Linked DNA regions of Homo sapiens: region 2 is linked to region 1. A link is a loop called in an ENCODE intact Hi-C map of the cell type or tissue named here. Cell type or tissue: GM12878. All regions are shown on one strand. Links, peaks and the distances in the headings refer to the core of each region. The heading gives the core; the rest is flanking DNA. Region 1 overlaps HS3ST1 (heparan sulfate-glucosamine 3-sulfotransferase 1). Region 2 has its middle 28 kb from the start of MIR572.

Region 1 (15,496 bases), core at 1,159-6,158:
TGCTTGGACACTGCTGAGGCAGCAGCCTGGCACAGGCAGGATCCTTCATTCCCACCCGTGCGTTCTCGCTTTGCAGGCAAATCTCATTTTATTTTGTTGAAATGCTTCCACCCAAGGGTTAATTCCAGGAATTCCATCTTTAAAAAAAAAAGAAAAAAAAAGGAGGGAGAAATAACCCAACTTCTGCCTCCCTGCATTTCTAAAGCAAAGCGCATCCTTTGACGTTCGGATTTTTTTCTTGCTTTCTGCATTCCTGGTAATATTGGGTAACACTGGGTGCAATTAGAATAAGCCTTACCTACTGAAATTCCAGGAGACGCGCGCTCCGCTGCAAATCCCTGCCTTACCCTTCCCGTTGTACATCCAGCGCTTAGATTTTCCCCCACAGGATTGCAGAAATAACATATTGAAATGGACCATTGTGTTACATAAGGTTTTCTCCAGCGCTAAGCAGAGAAAGAACAGCTTCTAAAAGAGTCTTTCCAGGTTTTGGTTAGCCCATCTAACTCTTTCAGCTGAGTTTGACAGGGATGGACAACTTCATGACTAAGCACTCTTAAGTGGAAGCAGTTAATTACAACAGCAGCATAGATGAAGATTCCTTAGTGAGGCTTATTAAGCTGTGCTTCTAGACTGTGGATCCTCTGTGATGCCACAGGGTATACAATGCTCTGTAGTTTTAAGATAGGAGATTTTTGTTCTGAGAAGCTGGTGAGAAATTGGCATCTTGAGATGGCATCGGAAAAAGCAAAGGGTTCTTTACTTTCCTGTGGTTATGTCTAGAATGAAGCCTCAAGCCCCCCCCCTGGGTCCCCCTAAAAGTTGGAGCATGTACTTTTCTTATTAAAATAAGAAATTATTTTACTGGAAAAATCTTGTGAGGGTTGGGGGGGGGGCCTCTGAAGGGAAAAGCCACATGGAAGCTTCTCTTGCCTTGAATTGAAACTCGATGGTGACTAGGAAGGGGCTAGAAAGATGGCCTGGGTGGTGTAAATTGCTTCACTCATGCACACTGCCTTTCTGAGAACATAGCAGCTACCCACAATGGCATATCCCCACCGTGGTTGCTAAATCATGTCTGTCTATGGGGGCTAAAGTTTGGAGGAAGGCACAGTAAGATGTATCTGGTGTCCTGATGAAATTGAGCCTGTAGGCTGGGTCAGTGCTCAGGCACCAGGTTTCCGGGCCTGCATCTAAGCCTGGGTCCCTGTGTTAGAGACAGTTGTTGCAGGAGAGTGGTAACTTTTTAGCAGCTTCCAGGGAAATGCAGTAACTTTCCAGCTAGTGCTGGAAAATATCAGGGCTATTCCCAGTTTTTTTCCCCTCAACCTGGCTACTTGACCTGGTGCTTTCAATTGAGGCTGCTCTTTTCTTATGGCAGAAGGCAGGAGAGTGCTAGCTGGATTTAAAGCCAACTTCTTGCCCCATGACCTTGGGCAACAATTTCTCCCTCCCTGACCCTAAATTTCTTCCTCTGCAAAACAGTGATGAAAAGATTATTATAAGAAAGTGAGAAAATGTATATGAAATGCATCTTGCCGATTGGAGAACACTTGTGCAATTGTAAAGGGTAAAAAATACAAAAAATTAAGTTTTATCGTAGATCTATTTTAATGTTCATTTTAATCATAGTTTGCATATGTCTGAGTAAATGACATATGCTAAACATTAAGTGGGAGAGATTTCTTTTAATTGGCCAGTCTCTTCTTGTGATCACTCCACCTGAATGCTACAAGCACCGGGCCTCACTACTTCTCAGAATGATTCCTTTCTTGTTTTCAGGATCACAGTCAATTTTTAGAGTGTTTTTCCTTTTAACATAATACACATTACATGTCTTAAGAAAATCTGTTTGAAGAGAGGGCCCTGATGTTAATTAATAATTTTTTTAAAAAAGGAGAAAAGTCACAAATGGGGAGTGACTCCACTGGGGAAAAGTAAAACATGACCAGTGTCACGAGATGACCCGGGTCCCCCTTGTCTGAATCTTTCATCAGCATAATGCACTGGCTCCTCATCATTGCATTTTAGGTGTTGTTCCAAACGTGTCTCCAGAACCTAACTCAGTGCCTGCCTGGCACTTAGACATTCAATAAGTATATTTGGAATAATTGAATGAGTGATTGGACTGAATCTTCACAGCAACCTTGGAGAGCAGATGGCGTCATTTCTATTTTAAGGATTTGGAATCTGCCGATCGGAAAACTTAATTAATTTTCTAAAGGTACAAAGGATTCCAGACTAGAATTCAGGCCTGTCTGTTCTTATTCCACTCTACAGTCGTGCTTGTAGTGCCCTCTCTCTTCAGACTCACTTAAAACCCTTCTAAGCAGTTGGAACCAAACATCCTATTTAGGGAACACAACCTTCCCTTCATAGAAGGATTTTTTTTTTTTTTTGTGGGAGATGGGCCTCTTTCTCCTTGTCCATATCTCCCAGCCCTGAACTAGGGCTTAGTTGAATGATCCCACCTGGGGCCTGGAATCTTGAAAGACTAGCTAAAGGGCACAGGGACATTGGAGTGTTTATTTACCACCTTGGATCATGGATCAAGTGGCGTTGGCAGCAGTATGCATGTCCCAAGCTGTGGTCCCAGAGGTGCCTTTTCTGCAACACCATCTTGATGTGCCTCTGGTGCCCAGGTTCCTTTCATTCCTTCTCATTTTCCAATCCTGGCTTTTCAGCTTCTCAGCAATTCCTAGAGGCAACCCATAGTCTTCAAGTGAATTCCCTTTCTCCCTGACTTAGCCAGAATTGCAACCCACTGATGTACAGCTTCTCCCCATTCATCTTCAGGCCTGTCTCCAGCATGAAACATCCTTAGCTTCCTCTACCCATGGGGAATGAAGTCTGTAGCTTTTTCAGATCGTTAGAATAATATCTACTGGGCCGTAGTTTGTCAATAGTTATGTGCTACTACAAGAGGTCTAGAAAAATGAATACATTATTCTTCCAAGCAATACTCTAAACATAACAGAAATAGATCCCAGTGGGCATCTTTCTTTTTCTCTAATACATTATGCTTTTTGGTAGTTTTCCAGCAGGGGTCGCAAACTCTAATGTCTTCAGCAGCCAGGCAAGTAACAGCTTGAGTGGAACAGGACTTGGGCCCTGTGCCTGGGTAAGTGGGGGTTGTAGCCCAGATCCAGCACAGGGGCTGCAGGCGGGACTTCAGGTCTGGTCTTGCCAGACCTGGTTATGTTTTTTTTTTTTTTTTTTTTTCAAGATAGACTGTCAATTCACAGTTTTATGTAAAATCTACTCACTTTCAAGTGCCAGCAGCTAATTCGATATTCCTAAATAACACCATGTGGGCCAAACCAAACATTTCTGTGTGTAAGCCTTATATCTGTCACACAGGCCTCCAATGTATGGCCTCTGGTTTCCAGGGATATGAGGGAAATTTGGAATATGAAATTCAGGAGGGCATGTTGTTCAGAATATCGAGGCAAGAGTGTAGGGACATGGAGCACAGACAGTGCTCTAGTTAGTTACTGTTTACAGAGTGAACCTCTGTTCGGGATGTTCCTTCTTCCTATCTCTGCAAGTGGTTACAGCAATCATGTTTACTCCTTTAACACGTTTATTGAGTTCCAGCCATGTACCGCATATTGTTCTGCTCACCGGTGACACAGTAGGGAACAAAACAGATGGAAGTCCTCGCCCTTGTGCTTATCTTCCAGCAGAGGAGACAGACAAAACACAAGACAGATAAGCAGAATCTCTCCTAGTTAGATAGTGATGTGCTAAGGATTAAAAAATAAAAACTAGAGGAAAGTGATAGGAAATATCAGGATACTGGGGAGAAACCTTAGGCTGTTAGCCAGGGAGCCTGCAGTTCAGTCTCTGGCTCAACATAACCCAAAGTTAAATTTCATTATCCAACATAAAATATTTTCTATGTGGGAGTTTGATTGTATCCTGGGTCTATCATCCATTGGGTAGTTTTGGATATTGAGCTATACTCTCAATTTTAATAAAACTGACTATTGAGCACGTTTATTGTCTGCCATGTACCCGGCATTGCATTACGTGTTAGAGTACATTGATGAACAAAACCAGTCAAGGACTACTCTGCAAGGAAATTATAGACCAGCATGAAATACATTAAACATGATCTCAAATGATTAGGCAACTACAGTGATTGAGGACTGTGGTAAGGATGCCTTAATTGTTGAGTTTTCATACTCAGAACTCTGACGTTCAGCACTTTTTTTTTTTTTTTTTTTTTTTTTTTTGACGGTGTCTCGCTCTTGTTGCCCTGGCTGGAGTGCAGTGGCGTGATCCCAGCTCACTGCAACCTCTGCCTCCTGGGTTCAAGGGATTCTCCTATCTCAGCCTCCTGAGCACCTTTTAACTTGATCATTTGTTTTGTTCCAGGAACAGTTTACATCTGTGCTTATTAACTTACTTTAAGCCTGCTCCCATCGTCCACGGAAATTTTTTTGAGGCTTTAATTTCTTTATCTGGCAATGACATTTTTATTATAAAATTTCATTTTGCATTATTAAAAGTATTTATTTTTAAAAAATGTGTTCCAAGTGTAAAGTGTGCTTGTGCCCTTGGAGACTCTGGTACACCTTCTCCCAAATCTGCCCCTACCTTTGCTATTGATTGTCGTTCACAAGGCAGTTGTGCAGGATATTAAGAAATAGTTCTTGTCATTGATGAATTTACAGTTTAGTATGGGAGTCAGATAAATAACCGAGTCTCTGCCTGTCTCATGAGATGGACCATCCCAAGAATATTTCCCTTTCATCACCTTCTTTCTTTCATGGTAATAATTTCTTCAGTAACATAATTAGGTAGCAAGTATGTTTATCTGGAGTCACCTTGTTACTGGATTGGCTTATTTGCTTACTTTCTCACACTCTCCCACCAGAATATGTGCTCCAGGAGAGCAGGGGCAGTGTCTGTTTGCTCCAGTTTCTAGAACAGTGTATTGCTCAGAAAAGAAGAAACAGGCGGCATTTCTGTCTGGGGGAGTTAGGAAGCGGTTCATGGTGGAAGAAATATTTAAGAAAAGAGATGTGGTGAGAACAGCCAAAGAAGAATGATAAGACGTAGTCAAAATTGCATAGCCCTCAAACCTTTGTTGAAAACTCATTTGTCTATTTTAGGGATTCCCAATACGGTCAGTCCAGCTGAATAACTGGCATATTAATACAAGCGCTTTGCTGAATAGATCCTGGTCTGCTTGTGCAAAAGCACTCTGGCATGAAAAGAATGTAGTAGATAATTCCTTACTTTCACATAATGTGACAATACCCACTGCCTCCTTTATCTCTCGTACCCAGTCCTGCGAGGACTGCAGGGGAGCTCTCACCATCTTCATTTGCTATTTAAGGAAACTGAGGTCCAGAAGTGAAGAAACTTTTCTTAGAGATGCCCAGAGTAAAGGTGGCAGACTCCGGATCCAGGGACAAAATTCTCTACCTGCTGTGAGCAGTAGGCTCAAGGTGGAGATTTGTTAAATCCCTGGAGAACTGAGTAGTCCACATTTTCTATAAGCAAAGAAATACATTTAGATGTGAAACATTCACATCTCCTTTCATCCCTCAAGAACTTCTATTTCAGCATTTTATGTCTTGTCGAATTTCCACTAGAATTCCTGCAGATGAAGTACTTGTACACCCTGTGGTAGGTTGTTTTATGTAAATGTCTTCACTCTTTAGTTTAGGAGGGTAAATCAAAGTTCTGTGTCAGCAGTTAAAATACAGTGAGAGAAAGGTGATTTCGGCTGCAGCTGAAATGAAAAGCAAGCTTGCCTAGCTGTGCTCCGAAAAATACATACTTGTGTGGCAGGGAATGAGAGTGGGCTGGGAGCCTCCTCTGGAAAACTGGCTTGCACTTTACTTGAATTACTTCTAAAACCAGATCTCTCCCAGTGTCCTGGGTAGGAAGGAGGGGGAGGGTGTTGGTTATAGATTTCTGAGATTAGATTTTGGAGCTATTTTGTGGTTGAAAGAGCATGACTTTGGAAGTCATGTATGTTTGAATTTCTGGCCTGGTTCTCACTAGTTGTGTCACTCTGAGTAATAGACGGTTTTTCTGGGCCTCGGTTTTTTTCCATACTCTAGTGAGGATTGAGGGAGATGGCCAATATATAGTGCCTAGCACAATGCTCAATGTGTTTTTCCTTGTGTAGATTTGCCAGATTTAGCAAATACAAATACGGAACACCTAATTCAATTTGAGTTTCAGACAGACAACAAATAATGTTTTAGTATAGTATGTCTCAGATACTAAAAAGTAAGAAATGTGTCATGTTTCTCTAAAATTTCAATTTAACTGGACATCCTGTATTTTATTAGCATCCCTATTCTCCTGGTAGCAGTTCTGAACGATTCTTTTCTGAAAGTTCTTGTGCCATAGAAAGATAAAGAAAGCAGTGTTGTCTTCAAGGTGAAATGACTTGTCCAGGGAGTAGGGTCCAAGATGAAAGAGAAGGGCTGTTTTCTTTGGTGAGCTAAGCAACAGAACAATCAAACAAAAGCAAGCTTATTTCTTTGCTTAAAAGGACCAAAAGAAGTGTAGAGCAAAACAGAACTCTGGGCATTGAAGAAGTGAGTCTGATTCTTGCTTATGTCACCAAAGCACAAGCCAGATTATTCTCAACACCCTTCAAGAAGAAGGTATTTCAACCCTGTGAGGCCACCAGCGTAGTGTTCGTTCCGCTAAGATAGAACCTTATTAAATACTAACATTGCTCCAAGCTCGTTACTGTAGGGCTGGAATTAGAAAGACTAGCGTCACACAGCGTTCCACTGAGTACACTGAAGGGATACTTTGTGCTTTGAAAACTCACACCTGAAATTGCTCCTGCAATAAAAGCTAATAAAACTGTTAGAGAGCTTTTCAGACTCGCTCCCCCCAAATAGATGAACACAGATTATAAATTGAGTCTGAGATCTCTCCTGCGACTGCTGGAGCATGACGTTCTGAGGAGGGCTGTGAAAATGTTGCATTTCCATTTCAGGTGATAGACTGATGGGGAACTAAATTAACAACAGTTTTGTTGCGTGTGGTCTTTCCAAAGCAGAGTTTCATGCTTTCTTCAATAGTGAGGTACTGCTCATGCCAAAATAACCAGTTCCTGTTGCGTGTAATATCAGTGACTCCTCATTTAACCTGAGCTCCTAACTAGCAGGGTGTTTACATGAAATATGGGACAGAAAGAAGGTAGAACAGCAGTATGATTAGTGTGAAGGCTTAACCAGCCAGAGAGATCTGGTTAGAATCTGCTATGCTGCTTTGCAGCCATGCCATAAGAGGTGAGCTACTTTACAGCTCAACGTCTCAGCTCCACCTCCACAAAATAGGCTTAATTAAAATTATAGCACAGATTTTATTTCATGTGCATTAAATTAATAAGTTATGTCATGCACTTATACGGTGTCTGGTTCACGGTCAGAATTTTTTTTTAAAGGATGCCATTAATGATGAGGGAAAGCAAGGAAGGCCTCTGGATTGCAAACTCAACGTCCTGTCACAAAGACCACAGACTAATTTGTTTTTTCAAATTATATTCTTAATGGGTTAAATGTGCCCCTACCATATACGTTTTATTACTAGAAGGCCCCTACTTTTTCTTTTTTTAAAATTTTATTGTATTTTGTTTTACTTTAAGTTCCAGGATACAAGTGCAGAACATGTAGGTTTGTTACATAGGTAAACGTGTGCCATGGTGTTTTGCTCCACCCATCAACCCGTCATCTAGGTTTCAAGCCCCGCATGCATCAGCTATTTGTCATAATGCTCTCCTCCCCTCTCCCCAACCTCCGACAGGCCCCGGTGTGTGTTGTTCCCCTCCCTATATCCATGTGTTCTCATTGTTCAACTCCCACTTAGGAGTGAGAACATGCGGTGTCACAAACTAAATTTTATGCATCATATTCATGGGAGAGTGTCTCAGTTTTTTGCCCTTTGTTTCTTTAGTCTTAATTTATATAATTCAAGCAAGCACTGTTATTCATTTTCTAGGCCAACCAATGAGATGCAGCAATGTAGCAAAATATGGAAGGAACAGTGAGGGGGAAGATGCAGAAAAAGTACAAGGAGAGGAAGAGAAGTGGGGAGATAAGGCAAGATGGATAGAGGGAGAGAGAAGGGAAGAGAATACAGGACAAGAGAGAAAAGAAAAATCATGACAAGCAGAAAAAAGGATTTGAAGAGCATAGAAGTCCAGTGATGTTTTGTGACAGGGTGGTCTTCAGCAGCCCCTGAGTAAACCCCAACGCAGCCAGACCACTGAGAGTGGTACATGCCACTCCCTCTCCCTGCCTCAGCAGAGCTTCTGAGGACCCCAACACAACACCTCATGATCTTGAGGGAAAGACATAGAAACTGTAGTGTTCCAACTAGAAAGCATATGGAGCATGATAGGAGCAGTGAGCCATGTGCTTTCTCCCCAGTCTGTTTCTGTGACAGCTGAACATCACAGATGAAAACTGAAGACAAGGGACCTGAGTGCCATCTTGTGGAGGGACAGGCCATGGTGCCCCTGGTGGTCCTCTCACTGTGTGGGGGTTTGGTTTGGTTTATTGGTTTGCATGGTGTATCCTGGCCTTCCTCCTGTCCCTAAGCCCCACCTGCCTGCACCATGGGAACTGATCCTTTCTGGGGTGATGAGTACATTGTTACCAGTCATTCTGTGATGCAGGATCATTCTTGGGGCCAGAGCTCCATTCGCCACGCAGTTTGAAATTCATGGTGGCTCTGGGTATGAGAGACTATTCCCTGATCCAAAAGGGAGTGTAGTATTTGAAGCATTTGATGACAGGGAAATGACTTTGCCTCATCGAACCTTTGTCGCCTTATCTGTCAAACAGAATTATATTTCCTTATGGACTTTTGTTGTGAGAATCACATTTCATAATGTATGCAAAGCACCCATTAGAGAGCCTGGTATGTAGTTAAGTGTCTATAATGCTGCACTTAATAGCAATGATTATTTTTCTTGCTGGTAAGCCTGATTTTGATTGAAAAGCAGATTACAAATGTCATCATAGATCTAGCTGCTTATTGCCTTCCAGTCCACCTCTGCCTTCTGGCCGATCCTCCCCTCCAGGTGGCTAAAGTGCCACAGTGTCCCAAAGCAGCCGATGTCATCACTCTGCTCTAAAGTAGGAGGGGAGCAAGGTGCAGAGGGGCTGAGAAGAGAGGGGCTCTCTTTTAATCACAGAGGAAAATCTTTCTCAAATGCCAGAATATTTTCCCCTTGTGTCCTCTTGGCCAAAAACTAGGTCACAGGCTCACAGGCAAAATCATTACAGAATAGGAAACTGAGGCACAAAGACATTTGAAGCAGTGAAAGAGGAAAATGAATCGAATATGGTAACTCTGAATTGATCCCTCTTGCCTTTGGGCAACAATTACACTTCTGTTTGTATATTACAATTGGAGATTGATCCTGCTCAGCTTCATCACTTGTCTTTTACTGCCGTCTTCAGCTAAAATACAAATCTGATATCTTTCTGGCTTCTGTTTTGTTTTTCCTTCCCAGCTCTGTCATTTTTACAGCCATTTGCAATCTGCAATATTTCTCTATGTTAATCTCTCTTGCTAACCTGAGAAATCTTTGTAAAACACGAATATAATTAGGTTATTGCCCAGTCCCATAATTCAGAATGTTCCATGGATTTCCATTACTCATAATATTAATGTTTAAGTGCAGGACTTTTAGATGCAAGAAGAGATCAAGTCCTAGCCACATCACTTCATCACAATATCACCTTGGGCAGGTGAATAATCTCTCTAAACTTCAGGTATTCTTCCATGATTTTTAATTATGTATTTTTCATACACTCATTTATTAACATTTAATTTAGTCTAATAGATGAAATTGTAAGAGGATGGGGACTTTGTCTAGAGCCGCCCCCACCAAAATCTGTCTCTAATCTGAACCAATGCCTGGCAGACAGTGGTCACCCAGGAAATAATTGTGGAGTGAAAAACCATGGAACATAACGCCCTCCATTTCATAGAATAGCCAGGATTAAATATGATAATGCATTTACTGATTATTTTAATTATAATGCATTTGATTAACTTAGAATGTTTAATACACATAGTGGGTGCTGGAAAGCTGGCTGTCCTTTCAGTTTTTGTTTTTTTAAATAATGAAAGTAGTACCAAAATTCAAGTTCTGCAGGATGGCTCTCACATTCTAATTTATTAAGCCTCATCATTAGCCACTCTCTGTTCTGTATACATACCTCATAATCTGACCTCAGGACCACCCTTTGTTCCCAGATAAATCAGGAATGTGAGCATTCACACCCCTACGCATACTGTTTCCTCTGCGTAGAACTTTTGTACGTTCTCCCTTTTCTTATCAGGTTCAGACTGTATCATTCTTTAAGAGCTGTCTAGCTCTGTCCCAATACACTGCTCCCTCTCCATAGTAAATCACTGCATGTGTGCCTTTTGCCTTGGATCACTCTCTTCCAGGCACTTGATGGGACATGCTTTCCTTCCTAGTTGGAGTTCAGCAGGGCCATGCAAAAGCAAGGGGAACTGATGTGTGGTCACCTGGCCTGAAGCTTTAAGAGCCAGCCCATGCTTTGTGTCAGATCTCCTCCCCACCAGCCTGGTGACTGGCACTACTCCGGAGAGTACCTGCTCCGTCTTTCTGCCTCTCTGAGAGACTCGAATGAGCAGTGTCCTGCCACCAACCCTCATGGGACAAACAGCCAAAGGGAGGAGGGACAGAGATGTAGGTGTTGATCTCAGCCTAACCTGGCATACCCTGAACGAGGCACCACCTCTTCAGTCCTCCTGGAGCTCTCCACATTGTGCAGGTGGCACTGTTGTCATTGCTCATTGACTTGGCTGCATCCCTCAGGAGACAGCTCCCAGAGAGCAGGACAGAACCACGGTCATGCCCCTTCATGCCCCTTCACACCTCTCGTGCCTAGTCCAGAGTATAAGTCCTTGATCCCTGAGTGAAATATGGATTTATGTGGTGAGGGGCGATGAAAGGAGGGGCATTTGGTCATGGTTGTTAGGAAGTGAAAGTACCACTATGATAAACAGAATTATCAGTCTTTGAGGGGAGGCAGATCTTTTCATTCGGATTGCCTGAGTTCAGATTGGCAGCTGTCCTTTGTCATCTCATGAAGGGTTTAAAGTGACCTGAGAAAATGTCCCCTGGGTAAGGTCAATGCTACCTGCACTCTGCCCTTCCCTGAACTCTCTCATGGGAGTTCTTATGTGCATCAGCCCTTCCCCAACCAGGAAGGCACCTGTTCTAGGAATGTTTTTACACTTCCAGGCGTACTGGAGCAGCCTGCTCCTGCCGGCTTCTCACCCCCACACAAGTCTCCTTAGCTGCACACATTTCCGCAGAAGCACTCTCTCTGCATTGTCATTGGGTCATTTGGTGACATAGACCAGTGGGCCCTATTCATTTAGACAAACCCATGTGTTTGGTTTAAGATTGTCATCACCTGCTCCTTTTTCTTGCTTTAGTTCTTAAGGTTCTCTGCTAAAGGCAGCACAAAGGCTAATTATCTTATGATAAGTTGTCCTTTAAAAACACTAGATTAAGAGCCACTTTAGGCTTTTTATTCTGCTTTTTCTTTGTCATCTGTCTCTGCACAGCTATCAATAGAGCAGCATTTTTCTGCTTTCACTGGAGAATGTTTCTTTCTTACTCATCAATTTTCAGAATGTTGTTTCTTTCTTTACTTATGACAACTATTTAAGCAGACAAAAATAGTTGTTAAACCTAAGTTATTACTAATATTTTTCTTTCACTTTTCTCTTCAAGTTAATATCATTGAGCTATTATTGATTGAGTGAATACTATTGAGCAATTATTTATTGTGAGTCTATCATATGTCAGGTGGGCTAAAATGTTTTTTCTATAATATTTTACTTAATTCCACCTAAGAAAACAAGCACTGGTCCCTTTCTTCAAGATAGGGAAATTAGGCCCAGAGTGAAAAATAGCTTCTTCAAGGGCATGTAACTAACCCAGAATGCAAACCCAAGATAATTTAAACATGATTGCTTTGATCTTTCTGCCCCATCCATTTATTTCTCTGTTTCCCTATTTACATACTTTAGCCTGGACATTAGTTCAAAGTGTTGAACTTTGTTTTTGTCCTCACCAGACCCCTGAACTTTCCTCAGGTGCCTTCTCCATGAAGCATATTCCAAATTTCCTCATCCCAACCTCCTTAATGTTGATGAAATAATGTCTATTCCACAGTTTCTTTCATCTCATTGGATTGGCAGTGTTTGTTTCCAAATCCATCTTTCCCCTTACACAGTGGGTTCCTTGGGATGGGACCTCATTTTCTTCTTACATTTCTGGGCTTGGTTACCTGTGACCTGAGCAAATGACATCTAACCCTCTTCAGTGTCTGAATTTGCTAATCTTACATTGTGGGGGTGAGGAAAGGGGATAATAATTGTAGAAAGAAATCCTGGATTCCAACTTAGTGACTCACAGTATTAAAATTCTCTCTATGAATCTAAGCATTTGAAGAAAAACTGTGAAAAACCAATCCAGAAATCTCAACACAATTTCCAAAGCTTATTTAACATGAGCTACTGTTCTTTGGCCAAGCCTACTCATCTTCCTTGGCATGTTGGACACTAACGAATCTGTTGGTTTAGATTTGATATCAATCTGGAATACAAAGCCAGGCCTGAGTGTTCACGCTAGCTGGTTGGGGAAGTAAATACGGTTGTTAAAGTAGAAAAGCAATGGGACTGACTTCACCAAGGAAGCCACAGTCAGTTTTATTCTTTAGACGCCTCTGAAAACTCATCTTTATGGTACCATGCTATGGGCTAGAACATTTCAGGACCTCTAGGCATAGCTTCCTTCATTAATGTGCTGATGACCTTGAGAAGGTTGTGAGAAGCAGGAAGTCTTGAAAACTCAGTTCATCATTGGAACAACCACACACGCGTGTATATGTATATATACACACACACACACACTCAAAGAGAGACACAACAATTATATGCCACAGGCCCCTCTTGAAAGGAGATGGAACCAGGACTTGATGAGTGAACCTTGCTGAGGTCCCATCAAATCTAATGAACATGACAGAATAAAGAGCAACATAGCAAAGGCTCTCTTGCCTGCAGCTATACCGCCCTGCAAGTGCCTGACTGCAGAAGCTAAGCATGGTCAGGCCTGGTTAGTACTTGGGATGGAAGACTGTCCAGGAAGATCCAGTGTTTTATGCTTTAAAAAAAAGAAAGGAAAGAAGCCTATCTCATGCATCCTCCTGCTAGTCCTTCATTTCTCCTGCCAATATCTTTGTTTTTCCTTCTTTCTCACTATGATTTAGAGGAAGGAATGCAGTTATTAACAGACAATAACTCATGTTCACATGGTTTTTTTTTCAATTTTGAAACACAAAGCAATCTATTTCTAATTGTAGCTCTGCTATCCTTCTTCTTATCTCATAAAGTATGAATAAGACCAAAATGGTTTTCATGTAGATCTCTCAGTCCATTATCGATGAGCCTCTGTGCTCTTCCCACAAGCATCCTGTCCTTAGCCCTCTCACAGCCCTAACCCTAAGGTGATCATGGCTGTTTTTGTTTTGTTTTGTACCTTCTCTCCTATTGTTCCCTCTCCACACCCTATACCCTGCATGGTCCCAAGTTGTTTGAGGGAAGAGACAGGGTGGGTGTCAACTGTGTCTCTAATTTCTTAGTGCCTGATGCACCGTACATTTATTTAGGCCTTGACTCTGAATTGTGGATACTCTCAAACCCTGATACTTTACAAAGTTTGCTTCTCCATTTGCTAAGGAAGAGGCGGAAGAGGCTGAGTGTCATATGTGGCACAAACCAGGAAACTAGACCCCTGTGGCAGTTCTCAGTCCTCGGCTCTTTTCCTAAGCAATTCTACTCACTCCCAATCGTCCATACCTCATTTAAGCAAGCAGAAGTCTTAGAGCAAACTGCCTTCCTCCAGCCTAGAAGGTGATTAAGCTGCCTGTTTGGTGTGGGGATAAGGGAAATCTTATCCCACCACATGCCCCAGGTTGGAAGGATTCTCTTCTAATGGTATGCTTTATTGTCACTGATAAACTTTTTATATAATACTTATCTTAGTTAATTAGGGCTACTATGACCAAGCACCATAGGCCTGATGGCTTATGAACAACAGAAACTGACTTCTCACAGTTCTGCAGGCTGGAAGTCTGAGGCCAGGATGCCAGCATGCTTGGGTTCTGGTGAGAGCCCTCTTCTGGGTTGCAGCCCCTGCTGAATTCTCCTTGTACCCCACATGGCAGAAAGAAAATAAGCCAGATTTCTGGCCTCTTCTTAGAAGGGCGCTAATACCATTCATGACGTCTTCACCCTCATGACCTACTTGCCTCCTAGGGGCCCCACCTCCAATACCATCATGATGGGGATTTGATTTTAACATATTAATTTTGTAAGGACACAAACATTCAGTCCGTAGGAGTATAATGCTTTCTTCTTTGCCTTGTTTCATTCTAGTAATGGTTAAGCATTCTTCATAGATTATTTCTCAGTCTAACTGATCCACCTCTCAATCAGGTCCTGGGTTCAATGAATATTCATTGAATGAGTGCTAAGTATGATCTGAGTGGAATCAGAGCAGCAAGTGCAGTTTGAGAGACCCTATCCAAGGAAACAGCCTCTTTTCCACTAAAGGCTGTATTCTTCCCCCTCCCCATCAAGGAGACCTCAGCAGCTTAGAAGTTTGATATATGGTGCTACTTTTAACCTATAAAATGTTAGATGCCCACATTGGTGACAAAACTTTGTGGTTAATTTTTAACAGTAATCACTTTGGCTAGGAATTTTGGATTCCGTGGCTCTTGGAAAATTCTCTTGAAATTCTGGATTCCAAGAGAGCCATGCATGATCAACCCGTATGTTTCTCAATCCTCTAAAGCATTCATGTTTTAGATTGATCTTATACTATCTTAGAATTTACGACCCAATCGTTTCACTCTGTAAACAAGGCTTAGAGTATCCCTGTGTCTTGCTGACCATCACATGGAAGTCAAGACAGAACCAGGGACTAGACCCCAGCTCCTATCTCCCAGTTCAGCACCCTATTTACCCTGGTGCTTTGGCCCTTTCGAGCAAAGAAGACTTTGTGGATATGCATCTTATGTGTCCGAATTATTGATTACCTGAATAGAAGCTTTATCAGCTATTGGGATATGGAAGTCTGACGGTTACAAAAACTGAAATTTGGTGGGAGTTTTCTATGCCAGCCCCACTCTTTAACAGTTCACACAGTCACACCTCCTTTGATCCCCATGACAATCCCATGAGGTTGGTGCTGTTACCATCCCCATATTTCAGATGGGAAAATTCATATAGAGATCACATGGCTTGCTCTTGGTCCTATGGAGCCAGTATGGGTGCAGCCAGGATTCAAACCCAGGCCCTTAATCACCAGCCTCCCGACTCCGAGCTCCTGTAATTCATCTTGATGATTCCTGAACTTCTCCTTCTGACATTACTTAAGTAATAATAA
Region 2 (15,496 bases), core at 3,838-8,837, 82 kb after region 1:
ATACATGCTATAACACATCACGTTTTACATGATAAATGTATACAAGTTTATATGCCAATTTAAAAAATAAATTTGAAAAGAGGAAAGCAATACAGTGGAATCCTAAGAATAATTTTAGGTAACTAAGATTTTACCTTTGACTTCTATAGACTACCATTCTTTTGAAATTCCAGGATATTTTGGAGACAGTTTATGTTCATTGTATATTGTAATACACATTTGTAAATCAGAAGGGTTTTGTTAGAAAGAAATGTTCTGTTATCACTGCAAGTCATAAACATAATGTTTGGCACATGTTAGCTGACGTTTTCTTCAATCTATCTCTTCTCTAACTGATTGGAAAATACATCGTCACATTGGTTAGAACTATGAATACAATAATCCATAATGGATGCTACATGATGGCCTGAGAGTGGTCTTTGGACCATTGTGCATGAGCTTTAGTTTCTGAAATTTTGTAGTAACTTAAATGTGCATGTATATTTGTGTGTGTGTGTGTGTGTGATGTGTGTGTATGTGGTGTCTGTGTGTGTGTGTGTGTGCCCTTCTTGGCTCTCAGCCTGCTGGTAAGTGGGTGATAAGTGCTGTGTTTTAGACAGACATGCATTGAGCCTTGCTGCAATGGCTGGCCAAACCTGCTCTAACAAAGTACCACAGACAGGGTGGCTTACACAACAAAAATGTGTCTCAGAAGTCCAAGATCAAGGTGTTGTCAGGGCTGGTTCCTTCTGAGGCTGTGAGGGAGAATCTGTCCCACACCTGTCTTCAAGCTTCAGGCGGTTTGCTGGCAATCCCTTTTCTTCGAAGGCTTTGGAGGAACACCACTCTGATTTCTGCTTTTATCTTCACATGTGTGCTTTATCTTTCTTCAGATTTCATCTTTTTAGAAGGACACTATTTATATTAGACTAAGGCTCACCCCAGTGACCTCATTTTAAGTCTTGTAAAGAGTCTTTCTCCAAATACGGTGCATTCTGAGGTACTCAGGTTTAAGATTTCTGCATAAGAACTTTGGGGTGGGGTTCAATACAGAGCATTTGGCATTACCAATGATGAACTCTGTCAGTAGGAAAGTCACTTGATTTTCTTTAGTCTCAGTTGCCTTACCTGTGAGGGAAGGCAAATATTACATAAATCCCAGGATTGCTGTGATAATTTTTGATGGACAAAGGCTCTGTGACTGTCCAAGTGCTATTCATGGTTATGAGGCCCAGGAGGTGACCTCACCCTGCAGTAGAACATGCAATGTTAATGCATAGAGCAGTTGTGGGGGCATCTGCATCTTAATTCCTAGTAAGGGTCCCGAACAACTTTGGATAAGAAACTACTATGTGTCTGCATGATTCTAACTGAACTGATAGGTAGCTCAGGTTTTCCTGGCTTGTCTAAAAAAAGCTGAATTTGTTGGTCTGCAAACATCTATTCACTCATACTGGGCATCTTCTTTTTCTTTCTTGACTGAAAAATACTAGGGGGATGTTCATTGTGGGTGGGTCTCAGGGGGGTGGCACAGTCTGTGGGTTGAGCCCTTAGGAGTGAAAGGATCTCAAACCTAACAAAAAGGAGCTCTTCTCTGGAAGCATGCAGAGGACCATGAAGCCTGCACCAACCCACCTGAGATACCTAAGAGACTGGACAGCTGAGATGCCCTGGAAGATATCTCTCCAGAAGGGCAGTGTTCACCTAGAAGGACAGCCAGGATGGGTGCCTTAGACCACACACCAGTAGAAGTAGGCACGGGCACCCTTGACTTTGATACCACAGCTCATTATAAGCACCTGGGAAACTGATCAAAACATCCAAGAAATAATACTGGAATGAGAGGTGGACTTTGAAGGGGACTGAAATTACATGATTATATTGGAAATTTAGATCAATAATGCTTATGGAATTCCGTCTGTATTCACAAGACCAGAAGACTGGGGAGTGTCTAGATTCCACATTTACAATTTAATGTCAAACTTATAAAAACCTTGAGATTGTTGTTATTTCCTACTTTATATATGAGAAAACAGTATCTTCTGTTAAGCTATTTGCCTACGTAAGTGTTTCCCAAGAAATTCCTGTACCTTCTGTAAAGTTCAGGCTACATGCAGCCACTACTTGTACTTTTTTTGTATTCAATATATTTTTTAAATTGATTTTGTCTTACTTAAAGTTGTCTTCAGAAACAATATACATAAAACCAATGATTTTCTATGATAAGATACATACATATGTACATGTATATCTGCATGTATATACATATATGTATACACACATGTATACATATGTATATATAGGTGTACACATATGTATATATGTATACACATGCCAATTTTATGCGACACATAGATGATATGTTTAATTGAAGCGAAATCCATGTAACATACACTTTGCCGATAATTGTCAGGTTGATTAGAGATGGGAAGGAAAGTCTGAGGCCAGTGACTTTGTGTGCACCTGTCATACATGGCAAGTCAGGAAGTCTGAATGCTGGAATCACACCTGACACACACTGGAAAGTCTTCCAATTCCACAGAATGTTGGCTGTCGGGTGTGGGGTACATAACCATGATCAGAGTGGAGGTGCTGTTGGAACAACTCTCTCTAGGGAGGTGCAGGAGTTCAGGGAGGAAGCTCCCCAGGGACTTGGCTCACCAGCTTTCCCTAACACTAACTTCAGTTTCTTTCTCCTTCTTTTTTGTATTTGTGTGGGCTCATTTCCCCTTATTTTAATAAAATATTCCTTAATCATGTACATCTCCTACCTATTTAGGCTTCTCTAACTGAACTGGCTGCCTCTATTTCTTCATGTGTCGTGCATTCCTTCTCAATCCAGTGCACTATGAATATACCATTTTCTCCCCGAATGATCCCTGCATTTCCACACGGACCTTACAGCTATTTCCAGCAGACTTTGGCCTTACCCACCACACTCTTGTGTTTGGAATGCTTCCTTTCCTTAATGTCTGCAACCCCCTCCATTCCCAGGAATTGGCTCCTCTAAGCAGAGTGAGGCAGGGAGGAAGACCGCTTTGCTCAGTGTTGTATCCCAGGTGCTCTATAGTGCCTGGATCAATGTCCAACCTTTTAGGGGAAGGAACTAATGAATGCCTGTATTTTTCCTGGTGGGAGACTTGGATTCCATTCTCTAAGATGCAATCAACTTTGGTGGGCTGCGTCACACTTTAAATTCCCCTGGATAGTAGCCAGGCTCTGAAAATGTTGGCTGGAAATCTTCAAATGCTCTGTGAGTATTTGGTCCTGACTCTGTGAATCTCCTGAGTATTAAGGAAGTAGATTTCTTCCATCCTCAAAGCACCATGGCTAATAGCCACACTTAGGAAGCAGACTGACCTGGGTTTTAATTTCAGCACTACACATAGTAGATGGTGACCTGGATCAACCTGACCTTCAATTCCTACAGCTGCAAATTGGAAAAAATAACACCCACATAATAAATACTGACATAATACCCACCTGTCTCAATTAAGCTAAACTAAATGAGATTATGCATAATCAATTTTGCTATGATGTGACATAAGAGTTTCTAAAATATCATTGTAACTATGTGTGATTATGTCGTAGGAACAGCAGGGTTTATAGGAAGAAAAATGGGGTTGGGGCACAACACTCACAAACTTTATCACGGACACTTTTTACCTAAAATGTAGAAACCTCATAAAAATAGTAACATAATTTCACACATATTAAGAGATGGAATACTAATAAAGATGGCCCTTGATCTTGAAAATGAACTGAAGTTTGCAGCTTGTGAGCCATTGTGAAGTGGAGGAAAGAAGGTTGTACGAAATTCGATGGAAAGTCGTCACACCAGATGTGACGGGCTCACTACACAGGCTGTGGATGGGAGTGACTGGGAGATGCTCACGGCATTGCCTGTGTACATTGTGTGCATTTCTACATGCTCCGGCTCATGCAGGTACAGTTTTCTTTGTTTACTAGTGTTTCTTGTGAACAAAATCCTGCTAAGCAAACACAAAATGTGCATTATACTCAAACTGTCCCCTGATAGATCAATCTTTTGGGAACATATTTGGATTACAAAAACAAACATATCAGAACTGGCTTTAAGTAAAAGGCTAGTAGAGTCCCTAAGCAGCAGGAGACATCCAATATGTGTTTTGTTTTCTCTTTTTAAAATTTCCATCTCTCTCCTTTAAATGCTGATCTTCCTAAGGCCAGGAGCTATTTTGTCCACTTTTGTGCTCCCAGTGATGGACACCCATTAACCAATCCAATCAATAAGTATCATTTGGCTGTTAGAGGCAAGGCAGGGTTGCAGTCTCTGGGGAAGGGGCTGCTGAGACAGAGACTCAGACATAAGAGATGATGCTCAGATCTCAATACCTGATGTCCCACAGGTGAGAACAGGTCTAGAATCCAGCTGGCCCAATGATGGACCCCTGAGTACCCGCCCAGGCTGGACCAGGCCTGCAGGCAGAGGGGCAAGTATTTCTCACCAAGGGAAGTGGAGGGCTCTAGAATCAAGAACTGGCCATGGTGATGCAAATGAGAAGTCTCAGAGAGGTGACGATGTCACAGATCTGGTAAATGGCAGAGTCAGAACTTGACCTCAGGCAGAACTGCCTTCTAGCCAGTGCTTTTCCCATTATGTCACTACTTAAGAATGCCTATGACAAAACTAGCGAAATCTACAAGGCAGGTACCACCGTAGCAGAACAAACTTTGTACCTTACATTTTATCATCCATCCTATTTAATCTTCAAAATGATCTTGCAATATAAGATTGTGATTTTTATTTTAAAAATGAGAAAAAATGACCTCAGAGAAAGAAAGTGACTTGTCCAAAGACTCAGGCAAGGACGTAGCATAGCCGTGAGGGTCTGGGTCAGCCTCCAGCTTTTTTCTCCTTTTGGGGGGCTGGGCAAGAATGTTATGGGCTGCTTGTGCCACACAGGGTGGGGAATGGAGGCAGGATGAGTTAAGGGAAGAATAATAAATATCAAATGCTGTCTGTTCTTGGCAAAGGGCATTAATTATATCAATGCAGAACATCATTCTGCTCTTTCCCTAATGGAAGCATAAATATGGCCCTTCTCTGCAATGAGCAATTTCCTTGGCTCTGCTGACACAATGGGAAATATCCTCAGTGAGAAAATTAAATATTGGTGTCACAGGACTATTAGAGAAACAAATGGTATTACACATTCCTCCTCCTTCCTCCACTGCCTTGCCATCTTTTCTCAGGCTGGCATGAAACCCTGAGAAGGGGCTGATGTCCCAGCCGTAGGAGTAGAGATGTTTGAGATGTCTGCAACATGGCGTTGTAAGGTCATTTGTTCATTACCAACGTCACACACTTTTATTTGGAACAACATGAGGTTTTACTGAGAGATTGTGATTCAAATTTGTGAGCTCCAGTTCAGGCTCTGCCTCTGAGCAGCTGCAAACTTAGGCAGGTTACTTAATCTCCCTGAGCTCCAGGTTTCTCTGGGCCTGTTTCTTCATCTATAAAATGAAGATGATCATTATCAATTATAATTGTCATCGTGAAACTACCTCCTTCACTGGCTTGTTTCAGAATTAATTGTGTTAGCAGCTCAAGTCTAGAAAACAGTATGCATAGTACAGTAGTACACACCACGCAGGAATGTGATTCTTTTTTCTTTCCTAAAAGCTCCTAGGGCCTGCATTTCACAATGTGGACATGGACAGTGTCAGGCTTCGCCCTGACCTTCTGGAGTTCACCACAATGTAGCAAGCACAGAAACACAGGTGCCTGACTCTGAAGCCTGCAATTTTGAGAATGCTCACCATGTGTAGAGGCCTTTTCAGAGTCTAACAACATTTCAACCACCACGGAAAAGTGCTTATACATCTAGAGTCCATATCGAGCAAAACGTGACAAAAGACTATCATAAGCTAATAAAAATGTAAACTATATCTAGATTGTATTCTACCAAACATTATTAACATGCATTTGAAAAAAATATTGGAACTTATAAAAGGAAGCCATTTTATTTGGTCTGGAGACAAAGCATGGTGCCTATGGGGGTTCAGAGCTCTTACACTCCCTCTGTACCTCCCATTCCTAACGCCTACAGTTTGACAGTTATGCGACAAAACAAGTCCCAGAGGAACATCTGCCTCCTTGACCCCTTAATGAAAAGTTAGGGTGACTGATACATTTTGTGATGAGATGAAACCCAGTTAGGGAATGATATGTCCAAAACTACACAGTGCTACACAGAGAGACAGCATAAATTTAGTGCCTCAAAAGCACACACAGAGGTTTAGCAGGGAATGTAGGAAGAGAGGGTGGAGCTATTCCCCAAATGTATCATTAAGAGTCAATCCCGGGGGCGGAAAATAGATAAATATAGAAACTAATGCAATTTGGCAAGATCACAAAGAAAAAAAAAAAGCTGATCATCTCTAAAGTGAGTGTGGCATGCAGTGCTCTGTTGAGGGAGGAGAAATGAAACAGCGGCAATGCATTTCACACTAGACGTGTTAATTTTTGCTTCTGCTTTTTCTCAAAATGTACACCTCTGCCAAAGTCTAAGATCTAAGTATCTGTTGAAATAGAAAGCAGAGCTTTGGGGGTTGGGGGTATAAAATTCATCTGGAAATGCATTTTTTATTTTCATTATTGACTCATGCACAAAAATGCTTATAAGGAGGTAGAAGGAAGTATCCGACATGGTTTCTGATGGTAAAGATGTAACAGTCAAGGTGGAGGTTTATGCCTTACCTCAAAAGATCTCTTACAAATATTAGACCCTATGTGCTGACGTCATCACTGTTACACCTAGTTCAAGCTAGAACCATCTCTCATGTGTGTATAAGAGTGCCTCCAAATTAATCTCACTGCCTTTGTTTCTACTCTGGCCCCATCATTATTCACCATCTATGAAACAGTCAAAGCAAAAGGGGATTGTTCAATATCCCCATTGTGTCATGACACCTTTGCTTAAAACCCTCCAATGCCTCTTTTTTCCTCTTGAAATCAAATAGAAACTTTTGACCTGGCCCGCAAAGTCTTCCCTGATCCTGCCTTCCTCTCTGACTTCCACTGTGACCTCCATCTCTCTTGCTCACTGGCTTTCCTACTGTGCCTTAAACACCCCAACTTTGTTCATCCTTCCCATCATTTGGGTCTCAACTTCAGGAGCACTTGTTCTGAATGATTTTTGTCTTCACCACTCCCTCTAGGACAACTCATACAGGTCAGTTTCTGTCACATCCTTTTATTTTTTTTATTTTCTTCCTAGAAATTGACTATATCTGAACTTATTTTGCTTAATCTGCTCAATTATTTTCTAGTTTGTACAGTGCCTGTGGACACCCTACTAGAACATAGGTTCCATGACAGCCTGAATCTCATCTGTCTTGTTTGTACAAAATCCCCAGTGCCTGAGATGTAGGGGTGTACAATAAACATTTTTTGCATCAATAAATGCACTTACTTAGTAGATCTACAAGGTTTTGAAATGGTCTAGGGACATCTGGGAAGCTTTTATACAAAAAAAGAAACTAGAAGGCTGACAGAAAGATAAATGGTTAACTATGTAAATAAAGTGTGTTCTGCACCTACAATGGAGTCTTTTAACATATGTAATCTCACTTGATTTTTCGCTTCCACCCTATGAGGTAGGCAGATCATGAACAACATCATCCTGTCCACTTCATACAGCAACCTTTAGGTCCACAGGATTATGGGCCTAAGACAATAAAAGAGATAGAGAGGAAGGGGTTTAAAGCAGGGAAATGGAGCTGTTCTTCCCATTAGTGAGGTTTCCAAGAGCTCACAAAGCTCTTCCACATCTATTATTCTATTCAGCTTTTGCAGCAGCTCTGAGAGATGTTTACTCTCCCTGGCGGTGAGATGACAATGCCAGTGCCACAGGGGCAAGTGCAAAGGGTATGGAGCAAGGAACTTAGGTCATGTCTCAGCTGCTCCCTTAATTGTGCTGACTTGGAGAAAATAATTTAACCACTTTGTGCCTCAATTTTCTCTTCTGTAAATGAAGAGATACTTATTCTCAAAATGGAGGTGAGGATTGAGTAAATCAATCCTTTAAAGCTATTTATTGTGGTGTATGGAAAGTGTACAACTCAAAGTTATTACATTATGATTATGATTGTTTTATTAAACCAAGGCTCAGGGAGTAATTAGACTCACTTAAGGTCATATAGTAAGAAAAGGATGGATCAAACTCAGATCTGGCTGACTCTAAAGCTGAATGTAGCCACAGAGCCAGGGTGGCTGCTCTCTTCTAAAAAATGCAGTCACTGATAGTCAATTCCACAGGTAAATGTGTGATTTATACACTTGGACCACTCCTTGTCATTATCATATGTGCATATTTATTTTCCTCAGTGAGGCAATAGGCACTTGGAAGCAAGGATTGACTATCTGCAAAGCAGAACTTAATGCTGGGTGCTCAACCACATCTTGTCAATTCATAGCCTTTCCCCTAAACTTTGTCCAAAACCATTCACCCTTTTTATTGTTCCACTGACTGTGGAGGTGAGTTTGCCTCTAAAGCAACATTGTTAGTGTCCCTATGTCATTCCTTGCCTTGCCCAGGTATGGACTCCGGTTTTTCATCTCAATATGAAGGAGCTCAGTAAGTTCGTATAGGTCTCCAAGGCCATCTCTGCTATTAACACAAAGCATTGCTGCTGTTTGTCTAGAACAGTAGCTTAAGTGCCACCTGCTCATCTGTGGCTTTGACAGTGTTTATAATAACAAGCTTGAGTTGAGCACTTGCGTATTAAGCATTGAGCACTTCAGAGGCAGAGATGGCTCCACCTTCAAGAAAATACATTCTAAGGAGAAAATTGACACCCATGAGATAATTACAAAACAGTGAGTGAATTCCCATGAAAACAAGAAGAATAGAAAGGGCTCAGAGGAAGCACCTGGTAACATTAGGGAAGAGGAAATCACTCAGTGGTGGCTTTCTGAAGAAAGTAATGTTGAAACTGAAATTTGTAGAAATAATGGAAATTACGCCACCTAATAAAGGTGGAAAGATTACTTTGTGGGTGAAGGTGGGGGTGGTTTTAACAAAAGCATGGAGTCCTCTTGCACACAAAAGTGGACAGGGTGGGCCATCACCTATTTTTGGTGCCTGGACGATGAAGATCAGGGCACCCAGTATCAGGATGAGTCTCTAAGTCTCTTACATGTTGTGCTAGGGTGCTGAGACATTTTCCTGCAGGTGTGGGGGAATTCAGAAGACAACAGTGAGGCAATGCAGAAGCAGCAGCAACAGCACCATCTACTCATGCCAAGCACTGTGTTAAATCCTTCACAAGGATTATGCCATCTTTGCAAAAACCCAGTTAATTGATGTGGATGGAATAAGAGCTCCAAAGATGCCCACATCCTAATCCTCCAAATGTATGTGTATATTACCTTACATTTTAGAAAGAGACATTGAGAATGTGGTTAAGTTAAAGATCTTGAGATGAAAATGTTTTCTGGATTTTTCTGGGTGGGCCCACTTTATAAGGACAAATGTCCTTATAAGAGAGAGTCAGGAGGGTCAGAGTCAGAAGCAGAGATTGGGGTGATGTGTGGTCATAAGCCAGGGGATGATGGCAGCCTCTACCAACTGGAAAAGAATAGTAGTAAATGGGTGAGCTTCTAGAAAGAACCAGCTCTGCCCATCCAGTGTAGACTTCTGACCTCCAGAACTGTAAGATAATACACTTGTATTGTTTCAAGCCACTGAGTCGGTGGTAATTTGATATAGCAGTAATACAGTAAACTAATACATGGTATGATAAAATCTTCATTTTAGCAATGAAGAAACTAAGTCTCAGTGGGGTTCATTTGTCCAAGACCATAACAATGCTATAAAACGGCAGAACTAGTATCACAATCAAATTGTTCAAATTCACTCTCCAGTACTGCTACCAACAATTTTTTTGGCTGAATTGAAAGTAGGTTCTTGTCAATTCCTTCCACTTTCCATTCTTGGCAATCCCCTTTATGCAACAGTTATCCCCCAAAATGTCTCACTCTTTACAAAATAAATGAGAACGCAGAGATCTTTGACTTCTAGCAAAAAAAAAAAAAAAAAAAAAGATTAAAAAAAAAACTAAAGGAGGGGGGGAAACACGGGTTATTAACATCTCAATGAGATCAGAAAATCTGAGTTTAAAAATTAGATTGGGTGATAAAAAGCGCATTCTTCATAAATATTTAACCTCCATCAGCATGACAGTAATTAGAGAGTTGAGCTGAGCACATTACTGGCAGCGGGCTGTCCCGGTTTCTAAAATGGAAGGCCTGCTTTTGCAGCTTCTATGAGAAATAAATGATAAGAGTTCAAGAAAACAAAACACTGCATCTGCCACCAACATTTTTTTTGAAATGCCACCAAAATGATGCGTTTTAATTGTTGAACTCCTAGCAAAACTGCCTTCTATTTTAAGGCTAAAATGGATCTGAGGACTGTATATGACCATCTCAAACAGTTACCCTATCTCATACTTCTATATTCATTCTCTATGCCTTTTGGGCAAATTGAATTCCATAATGGCCTTGATTTGTTCATGCCTCCCTGAGTGACACCCTTTGCTAATGCCCTTCAACACTGACTCTGACTCCAGGTTTGGGCATGTGGTTTGCTTTGATCAAAAAGGAGAAATCCTGGACGAGCTTATGAGATGACAAAAGATATGTTGTCTAGTTGCCTATTGACCCTAGATAGCAGCAAGCTAACTGCCACCCATGAAGGTCAACCATCATACACTATCCAGCCCCAGAAAACCACCCACTGACTGACTATGGACTGCAATGATAATGTAAGTAAGAACAGCTCAGACTAGCAGAATCCTCTGGCTGAACCCAGCCCAGACTGCTGATGTGCAGAATCAAGAACTAAAAATACTTACTGTTTCAAGTCACCCAGTTTTAGGTCCACCTTGTTATTCAGCAAAGGTCAACTGATCTACTTCCCATTGCATTCAGGCATGCTCTTGTGTCTTCATTCTTAAAATTAACAAAATTAAATGATCCAAACAGAAGGAAACAAACTTACAGCTCATCTTTACAAGCAGCTGCTTTGCAGCCACAAATCTATACCATTGCAGGGGAGTAAACTGGTCACAAGCTGTCTCTACCACTCTCTCTCCATTCCACCTCATCCCCAGTTTCACTTTTACAGCCAAATCTGTTGAAATGGTTGCTATTCGACTTCTTCACTTCATCATCACTCTTTGCTTGCTCTAGTCTAGTTCTTGCTCCCACCCCTTCACATCACTATTTATACTGAGTTTTGTTTGGACTCTATTATTTGGTGACAATAATATAGCAGAAATCTGAACAGAAAGCAACAGGGACTCAAACTGAATACACTAACAATCTAAAAAGGAAAGTTATCATTAGGATATAGTGTCTCAAATAACCCAAGAATGGAGACCAGCTGAATCTAGTGGTTCAGCCACCGCTAGAACCACATTTTTTTCTCTCTATGTCTTACCTTTGGGTCTTTCCACATGTTTCCTCCTCTCTTTTCTCTTGCTGCACACCGACTGTCTCTTTCCTAGCCTGAAAAACAGGAAAAAAAATTATGTTAGTCAGTAACATCTGAATTGCATCATTCTAGTGCAAAAGAACAGCCAGACCCAACTGTCCTCTTTTAATGGAATCCACATTCCCTGAAGACCTCTTCAGCTGGCCCAGCTTGAGTAAGACACCCACCTCTGTACTGACCAGCTGTGACCAAGATTTGGAGTCATACTCTAATTACATAGAATCACTCGTGATAACCCTGTGGATAGAATTGGGGGAGGGAGGGATAGATCTCGGAAAAGCAGATCCCAGCAATGTGGTGGGTACTAAGTTGACAAAGGAATAAGTATCCACTGCCGTTCACCTCTTGGTTCCCAGCCTTGTAGTCTTTCCATAGACATAATTTCAAAACTTCCACACCCTATATGATCACATCTTCCCGCTACAGGTTTTATTATAATAGCAGCTCTCAGAATTACAACTTTATTCTTCTTTGTATAATTACACAATTAGCGTCTCTCTGTCCCACTAGTTTATATTTACTAAAAAACAGGGGCCAGTATGTTGCTTGGGTAAGGTCCTGGCCCATCATAGGAACCCAATACATGTTTGTGAGTGACTAAATAAACAAAAAGTGATTTTAAGATTTGGAATCCAAAATTATGTCATTCCTCAAAAAAGGAACAAAACATGGTGTACCTGGGCCACTGTGTTCTGAATCCACAATATATTATCTCTTTTGTGAGGAGAGGAGAGTGAGACATCAAAATGTTGGATAATTCAGCCAAGTTCACACAACTAATATGTGGTAGAGCTTGGACTTCAATCTCTATATTTGTACATAAGAATCTCTGCTTTTGACTATTCTGCTCTATAGATTTTTCTAAACATACAATGGTGGGAGAAAAGCAAGATAACGGCATTAAGCTTCACCAAAAAAAAAAAAAAAAAGAAAGAAAGAAAAAGAAAAAAAGTTGATGCAGCAGGCACTGGTCATTGATCTGGAGAATAAATCACATTCTGTTGAACAAATATAGTAAGGTGAGTAACAGGATGAATGGAGCACATGAAGATGAATTCTTGGAATCACCTCTTTGATCACAGAGTGAAATTCATGTTCAGTCATGTGGCTGCACATGATTGTGCCCACGAAGAGGATTTCTTTTATGTGTATACCTATATAGCCTTGTGCTAGAAGTCTTATTATCCAGCATAGAACCCTCCCCTGGTCTAAGCCATATTCTAATTGACTGCCCCTTAGAAACAAGACTTAGGAAGAAAGATAAGATGAGGGCTATAAGCAGGAGTCCTTTGGAAAGACATGCGGGTTCACATTTTCTTAAGTCATCTGATTTCTTCCAGCTAGCCCTAATCCACATTTCCGTTGTCACCTCCAGTTACCTGGGGTCTCAGATTTCTAGTTAAGAGCAGAAAATCCTTCTCTTTATAAATGTATGTTTCTGATATCCAATTAGCTTATAGTGTCTAATTAAAAAATAACCATGCACATAGTATGATGACCTGATGAAATACCTTTAATCATTAGTGTCAATGCACACATCTGAGACGAAAAATCAGCAGGTTAGCTTCACTAGTGAATTCACTACAATGGAACAATTGCAAACTCTTCAGTCCAAAGTGAATCCATTCTCATTGCTCTCATTACTCATGACACTGCAGCTCTGAACATCTGCTACTTATAATACTGCCTGTGGCAAAGTTATGGTGCAGTGTTTAAGAGCGTGAAGTTTAGATGCAGAGTATGTGAGTTAAGTGCTAGCTGTATGTTGGGGCTCAGAAACCAATACCGCAGGATATGGTGCTTTGTAGATGCTGAATTGTAAAAGAGACCTCAAGGTCTCTCTGGCTCTGCCCGTATTGCTCACCCACCACCTCTCCCTAAGCATGGGATAAAGTTGTTATCTGAAGTTTTTGTGTTTACCTAAGGTCAGGACCTGCCAAAGAAGAAAACAATTACCCTCCATCTCTTCCCTGAGTGTTCATTAACTGAGGAAGGAAAGAAGACTGAAGTCTTTCAACAAACATGGATAGACTTTGTCACAAACCATTGTTCACTCTGCAAGCCCAATAGACTTTGCCCCAGACCACTGTATGCTTTCAGACCCATTGAATCCCACTAAAAATCATTTACTATCCTCCTAAAATCATGCACATTTCCCCATGTATTACAGAGGATATATCACCATCTGTACCCCATTGAAATATTAGGCAATTACCCTGTAATTCTCTCTGTGCACATGGTAGCAATATATTTGTAAAGACTTTTCTCTTATTAATCTGCCTTACTGTGAGTTGATTTTTCAGTGAACTTTCCAAGGGTGGAGGGGAAATTCACTTGGCACCAACATCTACTACCCACTGGCTGTGTGACTTTAAATAAGTTACTTGACTGCTAGGTGCCCGAGGTTCCCCATTTATAATATGGGTGATAATAGGGTTATTGTCATGGTTAAAGGGGATTAAACAGTGTGTACCCTTTTTATAATATATGATATGTGATAGTTATCAATTCATGTATTTGTTCAAAATACTCTTATTACAAATAATAAAATCCAACTTTAACTAGCTGAGACAAAAATGATTTATGGAAATCAAGACTAGAAAGAAGATAAAACATGGAAATAGTTGAATTTAGAAACTCATATACCATCATACATTCTTCTTGCTGAAGACAGGCTTTTTCTTTTCTATTGTCTGGATGGAGCATAATGGCCACAGTCAACCCTCTTTTGGTTTACTTCTCTTCAATTCAAACAGCAGCCGGACTTAACTATAATATTCATTTAATTCTCAATTGCCAGTTAAGCTATTTCGTTGTCATGGTTTTGGGCCAGGGGCTTAGCCTTGTTTCAAGGCCCTGTGGCCAAAGGATGGGATGCAGTTATACCAATGGACATCTCCCAGAGTAACCACATAGATGGAGTAGGGAGGAGAGGAGAGTTTCAAAAAGGCACAGGGGGAAGGAAACAGTTCCCAGTAAAGAGGAGTACTATGTGAGACAAAGAACATTAGCTTTCTACCAAGACTCTGATTTAACATCTTTGTGGCAGAATCTAAAAAACAGTTTTTAGTCTTCATTTATTTGGCCTATCAATAATGGCTGACAAGACCAAATCTCCTTAAAATTTTGTCTTTCTTTGGAGGCTGTGACATCTATTCCTTTTTGTTTCTACTCTTTTATTGCCCTTTCTATGTCCACATTCTGTATACTCTGCTCTTCAATCCTGTAGTTGAATATTGGAGTTTCTCAAGACATTTTTTTATCCTGGGTACTTTCATCTTTGTGTATTTTTTTTCTAGGTGATCTCGGTCTCCACCAGTTTCAGAACCCATCTATACGCTGATGACTCCAGCTTTAGATCCAGAGCTTCACACTGTCCACTCAACCTTTCCACTTCTATTTCCTCATAAGTATCGCAAACTGGACGTGACTAGAACAGAACTCAGGGCTTCCTTTTTGAACTTGCTCCCGATCTGCTATTCTCCCACTTGGCATTTTATGCATGCCCTCTAGAAATAGAAATAGGCACAAAGGAGAAACACTGACTATGTTTGGCTTTTTTTTTTAATTTTATTTTTTTGTGGATCTGGTTAGGACGATCAATTTTGCTTGCTGGGCAGAAGCTATCCCTGGTAATGGATTATCTTCAACTATCTCAGTTAAAGACACTTCTGCATAGCCAGCACAATATTTTCTTGATTCATTCCTTAAATACGAGTCACCATTGAACCAAAGCAAGCCAGTGTTTTCTATTGGCATTTCTTGAAGATCTTGCCTAGAGGTAAGAAGTGGGATGGTCAAGGTGTTACAGTCGTGAGGCATCTCGTTACAAGGGAGAGGCAAAAGGAAAAGGGTAGTGGGGTTAAGGTTGCTACAGTGAGAGATGGTGACATGAGAGGGAGATCATAAAAGAAGCTTATCAGAGGCGAATCTACTCAGAATAATGCTGAGAGTAATGAGAGTTTAGGAGAGCT

What was found. A loop is a pair of places that touch in the nucleus more often than their neighbours do. Peaks named below come from ENCODE experiments on the same cell type or tissue, not always from the same donor. Only the 100,000 strongest peaks of a DNase experiment are listed, where the experiment ranks them.
Region 2: it touches region 1 in a loop (2.2-fold over the local background); 1 of 110 quality-filtered maps calls a loop at or near these places.

Annotation. Positions count from the first base shown.
Region 1 is chr4:11,411,764-11,427,259 of GRCh38, reverse strand. All of the region lies in intron 1 of HS3ST1 (heparan sulfate-glucosamine 3-sulfotransferase 1), which reads left to right. It also overlaps the pseudogene RNA5SP156. Among named protein-coding and RNA genes, the nearest start is that of HS3ST1, 9.4 kb to the left of the region's middle. In GM12878, for the core only: a CTCF peak has its summit at 3,050 (motif pointing right); no DNase peak of the experiment used is centred there.
Region 2 is chr4:11,332,805-11,348,300 of GRCh38, reverse strand. No RefSeq gene overlaps it. Among named protein-coding and RNA genes, the nearest start is that of MIR572, 28 kb to the left of the region's middle. In GM12878, for the core only: no CTCF peak of the experiment used is centred there; a DNase peak (open chromatin) is centred at 6,470.